Linked DNA regions of Mus musculus: regions 1 and 3 are each linked to region 2. A link is a loop called in an ENCODE intact Hi-C map of the cell type or tissue named here. Cell type or tissue: left cerebral cortex. All regions are shown on one strand. Region 1 overlaps Msh3 (mutS homolog 3). Region 2 overlaps Rasgrf2 (RAS protein-specific guanine nucleotide-releasing factor 2). Region 3 overlaps Rasgrf2 (RAS protein-specific guanine nucleotide-releasing factor 2).

Region 1 (2,500 bases), 180 kb before region 2:
AATAAGCTTCCACGCACTTCAGCCCTCCTTGCTATTTTTGACTTTGCAAGTATCAAAATGTTCCCTGGTGCACACAATTAAATACTGGAAATAGATGTTAGAATTTAGAAGAACAGATACTTCACACAGCAAGTGCATTCTACATCTTTTTGGCTTCTTGAAACACATAGGACACATCCGTTTCTGTGGTCACCCTGCTGTGTGTGCAGCAGCACCAAGCCTCTAAACTACAGTTTAGAACCCGCTCATAACTTCCCCCACTCCATTATCCCCTGCTGCTTCAGCTTCTGCTTCCATACCCTCCTGAATGATATCAAGAGTATTACATTTTATATATGAATTAGATCATGTTCCTAGCTTATTTAACTTAGTATAGTGCTCCTTAGTTTTATTTATTTGGCCACAAATAACAGAATTTACCAACTATTTTATGACTGAATAATATTCCATTGTATGTAGGTATTGCATTTCCTTTGCCTTTTTGTGTGTTGATAGGCCCTCTGACATTGATGCACTGTTGCCATTTCTTGGATGTTATGAATCTTGCTACAATAAACATAGGAATACAGGTGTCTCTGCAACATACAGATTTCATTTTGCTTGGCTATTTATCAGCTAGTCTTTCAGAAAAATGTTAGGAATAGCTTGTAGATCTCCTTCATAATGCTTCTGATTACACCTTCCCGCTAATATGCTTTTAGATCTGTGCTTTCCTTGCTACAAATAGGCTATTTATATCCTTTGCCTGTCCCCCATTACTTCTGCGCTGTTGAGAGGTAGGAGTTATATAAGACGACTGCTTTTTCATGTTTTGTTTGGTGATTTAACAACTTCCCTCTGACAATTTATATCTTTGTCTTCTCCCTTGCCATAGCTGTCTCTGAGCTGCTGTATCATACTTTATCTGTTGATAAACATTTGTGCAGTTTCCAGTTTAAGGCAGTTGTGAGCAGTCTCTTCCTTTGGTTTTGGTACACACCACACAATTAGGTCTGACCTGGGCAGATGTGTTTTATGCTTCCACTAAGGAACACACTCTCCACCTTCCTCCTACATTTTCTTCTAAAAGTAGCGGGCTTGCTTTTCACGATTCATTTTTTCATCCACCCAGACTCCGTTTCCTGAGATTTGGGACCACGCTTATTTCCATACAGCTAACCATTTCCCTGCCATCATTTAAGGACAACGTTGTCTTTGTGGCTCACCTGTAATGCCTCCCATGGATCCCAGGTGTCTGTTGCCTGGTTGGCCTTCTCCTACAGCTGCACACATTCCTACTTGATGCTTTCTCTTTTTAACCTGCTCCAGGATGGGTGAACATGTACGCCAGTTCAGGACTGGCCTGAGAGGCAAGGAGCGCTGCCAACAGGCTTCTCTGTGTCTTTTGTTGTGTGTCATCCTCATTTCCATTTAGTGTGTGTACATGGGAGGAGGATTGCTTGGCTATGTCTATTTTCAGCTTTAGCAGATATTACTGAAGTTTTTCAAAATGGTATGCAGTATTTTTCTTCCAGAATAAAAATTCCAGCTCTTCTCTCATCTTTGGCAGAATTTGACATTGACAACCATGGCAGGCTTTCTTCCTTCTCTGTCTTGTTTGATGTTTCTTGTGTGTGTGTTTGTGTGTGTGTATGTGTGTGTGAAGTGGTGTCATTTTCTGTACTGTAATCGGGTATTTCTTCATAGTCTTGACAACCATCTGTGTATCTTTTCTCATCTCCCCTAAAATGAGATGGAGCCAAATGGAAGATAAGTCATCGGGGGTGCAACCCTCAGAAAGGATTAGGTCTTCTGGAATGGTTATTTCTCATAAGAATGTCCTGCATACTGGCCTGTCCTCAGCCCTCACTTCCTGTCAGCAAAATGAATTCCTCTTGTACACATTCCCACTGTACTGATGTCATCCACTGTGAAACCTTTACCAGACCTGAGAGAAAGTCAATACCATGCTGTTGAATATCTAGAACTTTGACCTTAATGAGTCTCTTTCTTTAAACAATTACCCAGCCCCAGCTACTTTGTTATAGGAATGGAAAATGGATTAATTCAATAGCATATGTAAATATGCCACAAAGTAATGCTTTGCCTCATGAAGTCCTGTTTGTGGGATGAATTGTAAATACCACAAGAACATCAAAACAAAACATGAGCCAAGCATGGTAGTGGATTCTTATGATTCCAGTTTTTGGCAGGTGGAGGCAGGAGATTAAAATATGAGGCCAACCTGGTCTACCTACTAAGCCGAAGGCCAGCCTGGGTTATATAGTTAACCCCTATCCCAGTCTGCACTCCCAAAATATAAACCAACCATTCGAATCCCTTTCTGGTTCAGTAAGTGAAATTCCCTTTCTCATTTGTTTGTTTCCAGCAGGACTCGGAGAGAGTAATGATAATCACCGGACCAAACATGGGTGGGAAAAGCTCCTACATAAAACAGGTTGCACTGGTTACCATCATGGCTCAGATTGGCTCCTACGTCCCTGCAGAGGAAGCCACAATT
Region 2 (2,500 bases):
ACACAAACTTCTTCCCTGGCCCCCAGAAAAACAATTGATTTGTTTTCTGCTACTTCTTTAGTAGTATCCCATAAAGGAAATTGTAGAGTATAAACCTTTTAAAAATATTTGTATTTTAAGTGTGTGTGCATGTGTGCACATGTTTAGGTGCCCTCAGAGGCCTGAAGAGGGTGTTGTCTTCACTGGGACTGGAGTGACAGGCAGGTTAAAGCTGCCTGGCATGGGTGCTGGGAAGAGAATCAGCTCTTTTTGCAACACCAATGAGAGACCTCAACCACTGTGCTGGTTGGCTAGTACTCCAGGGCGTAGCCCTTTGAGGCTGACTTCTTAGTGTTATGCGGTACTTTTGAGAAGCATTCAAGTTGCTGGCTTTATCAAGAAACGTTCCTTTTTACTGATGAGTTGTGTTCCATCGGGAAGACGTACCAGAAATGTCTATGTACTCACTCCTGGGGGGATATATGCATGGTTTCCAGCTTGGGATGATTATAAATAAAGTTCAAATGGGATGAATAAATTTAATCCTGCTAAAACCATTTCTTTCTTTTTTTCTTCTATCCAACAAGAAATTAGATTACATTCATCAAAAAGAGATTCTGGTTATGACTTATGGCCAGGATGGCAATTATATTTCCTTCCCATGCTAAATACAATTTGTCTGTGATATGGGGCTTAAGCCATGGATGGTGCTTGCTAAGGCTGCAGAAGAGGCAAAAGCAGAAGTTCGATGTAGTTATAAACCATAGCACTTCCCAGAATGGAGCCTGGATATAGCGTAGGCTAGGTAAGAGAATCAGCTGGTTCGGCGGGGTGGACGCCTGTTCTCTACTGCTTCACCACACGCCCCATCACGAAAACTTCTGGAAACGTTTTCATGTTAGCTTTAGCTTCTTATTCTTCATCGGCAAATTGGCGCAATGTTCTTTTTGTTCTTAAATAAAAATATGCAATGCAGTAGGGCTGTGGGCTGTGTGCTACTGAGGGTGTTAAAATGCTCGCTGTCACAGCCAAGGTGCAAAGACAGTTCTGGCTGGACCAGGCATGCTATTACCGTTTGAAATATGACTTACATCATGCTGGTAGATTTTTGTCAGTTTATACCTCTTGTAGGCAAATACTGGCTTTATTATCTTTCTGCCCCTGAAAAGTAAAGCTGTAACCCTTTTGTGTTTCTTCTTCTTTGCAGTATTACTTCACTGTCCTTTTTGGGCACGATGGTCAAAAACCACTGGAGCTGCGCTGTGAGGAGGAGCAGGCCGGGAAAGAGTGGATGGAGGCCATTCACCAAGCCAGGTGTGGGTCAGGTCTGGCTTTGGAGGGGGCTCATGATGGCTGCCACTTCTGGAGGACCTAGTCCCTGGGGTCTCAGCTCGGTACCTCCTTGTATCAAGTGTGAAGGAGTTGTGTGTACTTCCCGTGGCTCTGCTACAGTTAAAGACAAAGTAACAGGCATAGACACTATCAGTTGCTGGCAGTAGACATGGGTTGCTTCCTACATACTATGCACTGACTAAGTGCTTCCTAGTTAGGGAATTTCTGAAATGTATGACCACCCCTCCCAGCAGTCAGCTACAGGAGCTTACACTTCCTGTTTTTTGTATAAGGAAGGAGAGGCCTGGTAGGTTAGTTCACTATGTAGCTACGTAGTTATGTAAGGCCGCACAGCTAGGAGTGACAGAGCTGGAAATGTGCCCAGTGGCGCCCCTCTTTTGTAACTTCTGGCCTCCACCCTCCTGCCTGTACAGTCTCATTGTTGAAAATGGTAGTAACAAACTCTAACTGCAGAAATAGAAAAATGTGGCTTATTTTCTCCTAAGTAATGCCAGGACTGTAGACACCCCTCCATGTCTATTAGATAGGAGCGAGAAGTCTGAAGGAGGAGGGGGTGAGGCAGACACCCTTTTTCTTTACTTGATTCAAGTCCAGTTCCTTTGTCTCTGTGTGTGCTTGTTGCTTTTTGCATATCTTCTCCCCAGCCTGGAATGCTGTCTAGGTTACAGTTTCTATTGCTTTGATAAAAACCCTGACCAAAACAACCCGGGGAGGAAAGGGTTTATTTAATTCATCTTATAGCTCAAATCCATCATCCAAGGAAGTCAGGGCAGGAACTCAAGGCAGGAACCTGGAGGCAGGAACTGATGCAGAGGCCATGGAGGACACTGCTTACTAGTTTGCCTACCATGGCTTGCTCAGCCTGCTCTCTTATCATGCCGAAGGCCACCGATGCTGAAGTGGTACGGCCTATAGTGACTTGAGCCCTCCCACATCACCTGTCAATCAGGGTAATGCACCACAGACTTGCCTATGGGCCACACTCTTTCTCAGTTGAGGTCCCCTCTTCCCAAATGGCTCTAGCTTGTGACAAGTTCACACAAAACCGTTCAGCATAGGTGGTTTCATTTCACCTTCATGCCCAGCTCTTCATCTCATCTTTCTGACATTTCAAAGCAAAACTCAGTCATGGAGCCTCTTCTTTCTGTGCCCCTGACAAGCCTCCCCC
Region 3 (2,500 bases), 79 kb after region 2:
CTCCCACAAGAGAAGCATGGTCAGTAGTCACGTAGGCAATGGCCCAAGCTTCTGACCTTCAGGGTAAACTCCTCCCCAGTTACCTAGCAACAGTGAAGACAATAAAAAGGAGTGTTCAGTCCCCACCTCACTCTCTCACTCCTTTGTTCCCTTACCTCTCACTTCTCTCACTCTTCTCTCTTCTCTCCTTTCTCTTTGTCTTCTTCTCTCTCTCCTCTATCCCTCTTACTATTCTCTTTCTCTCTAGCTTTCTCTCTCTCTCTCTCTCTCTCTCTCTCTCTCTCTCTCTCTCTCTCTCACACACACTCTCTCTCTCCCTTCTCTCTTTCCCCCTGCCTTTCTATAATAAAGCTCTTAAACCATAGAGAGTCTCTGCTCTATCAAGATCTGCTGCGTACTCTGGTCAGTGTTGGGAACCTCTTCCCTTATCCCTCTCTCCCATAACCCCGGAGCTACAGGGTGTGGCCCTAGGGTCCTCAGGTCTGGGGTTGCCCCTTCTCCACACCCCCAGTGGGTCAGAGGCTTAGATGCCCACCCAGGGCTGAGTGGAAAGCGTCTGGCAGCCCCCCCCCCCCATGCCTGTGTCCACCTGCCCAGAGCACAGGAACTCTGGCCGGACGTGGGCCATATCCTCCCCTTCCCCCACTTACCTGCCCCCCCCTTTTTTTTAGTTCCCAGCAAGTCTCCAAATCTAGTTTAGGCTCATCTGATGGCCACCAGGGCCCTCCTGTCCTATAAGGCCCATTCCTGCTTTTTTCTTCCCCCAAAAGTTTTTTAAAAACTAAACAGTTAGATATTTATCAATGATGAGTTCTCAATGAAAGTCAACCCAATGGCAAGCAAGGCAGGAACAGAGAGCCCAATGACTGCCAGCATAGCTGCTGTTCCTTACCTAACCGGGTTCACTCAGACCATGGTTATGCAACTCACCCACCCAAGTGTGGTTGCAGAGCCCACAGCACTAGAGCTGTTTCCTTGTTCTCAGTTTGAAAATTGCCTGCCTGGAGGCTGAAAGTGATACTGATTTTAGCATTTGTTTTGAGCCCACATCTGCCTACTTGTCCTGTGGGCAAAGCTGTTTGCATAGTGCATGGTTGGGAGTGAGCAAGCCAGAAAGAAGTGCTTGCCTACTCTATAGGAACAGTAGGGCTTCCTTTGTGTTAGCTTACAGTTATCTGTTGGGTACCTGCTCCTTCAGGACATTAAGGTCCTATTTAGTTCTCTCAGTCAATACATTAACTAAAAAAATGTATTTCGTTATTGTGGACTGAAGGTTTCCTCTTCTCAGACGAATGAATGTGTGCGTGCATTGAACCAAGGATTTGTGTTTCATATTCTGCACTTCTTCCACAACACATGCTTCCCATTACTGAACTTCGAAGACGCCATTTAGAAAATAACAAAACTAACAGCTGAGCACTGTTTTGTATGCATCTCGCCAGCTCTACTGTAATTATATCATTCAGGAAAAGATTCTAAGCACTTCCTTTCTCTGTTGCATTTCAAAAGATCAAAATTGTGGCCATAATTCTAAGGGAGTAAATAATATAAAAGTTTAAAAATAGCTTACATGAAATCATTATTTTTTTTAATGTTTGTCGAGTAAACCCTTGAATGCTGAGACTGGGGAAGTGGCTTAGGTGACTGGGATAACATATTAGTGGAAATGGCACTAAAATGTAATCACTGTGAGTCAACTAAGGAGCTGATGAAAAAGCAAAGGGGGACCTATTGGACACATATTAATTTCTAGTTCTCTTTTCTTTTGGAATAATGCACATGTTATTGTTTTACCTGCATAAGATGCCAGGGGAAGGAATTTAGAAGTATCATCTCTGTAGCACTGACTGCAGTCTCAGAAAGACACATCTTTCATTCCGGGACTATCAACTGTCACCCTAAGACTCGTGTCACCTTCACCTTAAACTTTCTACAGTTCACTGAAAAAGTTTCACTCAGGCTGGAGATGTAGTTTGCCTAACTTTAACAATACCTATCTAAAGCAATACTAAACAAAAAAGCAAAGGAAGAAAGGGAAGGGAAGGGAAGGAAAGGGGAGGGGAGGGGAGGGGAGGGGAGGGGTCGGAAAGGGAAGGGAAGGGAAAAGGAAGGGAAGGGAAAAGGAAGGGAAGGGAAAAGGAAGGGAAGGGAAAAGGAAAGGAAAGAAAAAGGAAAGGCAAGGAAAAAGGAAAGGCAAGGAAAAAGGAAAGGAAAGGAAAGGAAAGGAAAGGAAAGGAAAGGAAAGGAAAAAGGAAAGGGAAACGAAAAGGAAAGGAAAAAGGAAAGGAAAGGAAAAAGGAAAGGAAGAAAGGGAAAAAGGAAGAAAAGAAGAAACTTCACTTGCTTATTAGCGATGTGTAGCTCTGCCTTGCTAGTCGATACACCCTTTTAGGGTGAGGGAGAATTGCCTTATAGCTCTGTGTCCAAAATTGTTGTTGTTAGACATTGATGGCTATTAAGCATTGAAATGACTAGTGATAGAGGGGAGTTAGAGTATGAC

What was found. Hi-C counts contacts between places; a loop is a spot of excess contacts. Peaks named below come from ENCODE experiments on the same cell type or tissue, not always from the same donor. Only the 100,000 strongest peaks of a DNase experiment are listed, where the experiment ranks them.
Region 1: a loop joins it to region 2, with 3 times the contacts of the local background. A loop is called at or near these places in 2 of 42 quality-filtered maps.
Region 3: it touches region 2 in a loop (12-fold over the local background); 3 of 42 quality-filtered maps call a loop at or near these places.

Annotation. Positions count from the first base shown.
Region 1 is chr13:92,235,600-92,238,099 of GRCm38, reverse strand. Msh3 (mutS homolog 3) reads left to right here. Exons shown (of 24, transcript NM_010829.2): 20 at 2,369-2,500. Among named protein-coding and RNA genes, the nearest start is that of Rasgrf2, 110 kb to the right of the region's middle. In left cerebral cortex, no CTCF peak of the experiment used is centred here; DNase peaks (open chromatin) are centred at 31, 998 and 1,378; H3K27ac peaks cover 1,979 bases.
Region 2 is chr13:92,052,342-92,054,841 of GRCm38, reverse strand. Rasgrf2 (RAS protein-specific guanine nucleotide-releasing factor 2) reads left to right here. Exons shown (of 28, transcript NM_009027.4): 2 at 1,187-1,293. Among named protein-coding and RNA genes, the nearest start is that of Rasgrf2, 78 kb to the left of the region's middle. In left cerebral cortex, no CTCF peak of the experiment used is centred here; DNase peaks (open chromatin) are centred at 884 and 1,508; H3K27ac peaks cover 1,634 bases.
Region 3 is chr13:91,972,847-91,975,346 of GRCm38, reverse strand. The region is part of intron 16 of Rasgrf2 (RAS protein-specific guanine nucleotide-releasing factor 2); the gene reads left to right. Among named protein-coding and RNA genes, the nearest start is that of Gm46435, 50 kb to the right of the region's middle. In left cerebral cortex, a CTCF peak has its summit at 1,004; a DNase peak (open chromatin) is centred at 987; H3K27ac peaks cover 1,097 bases.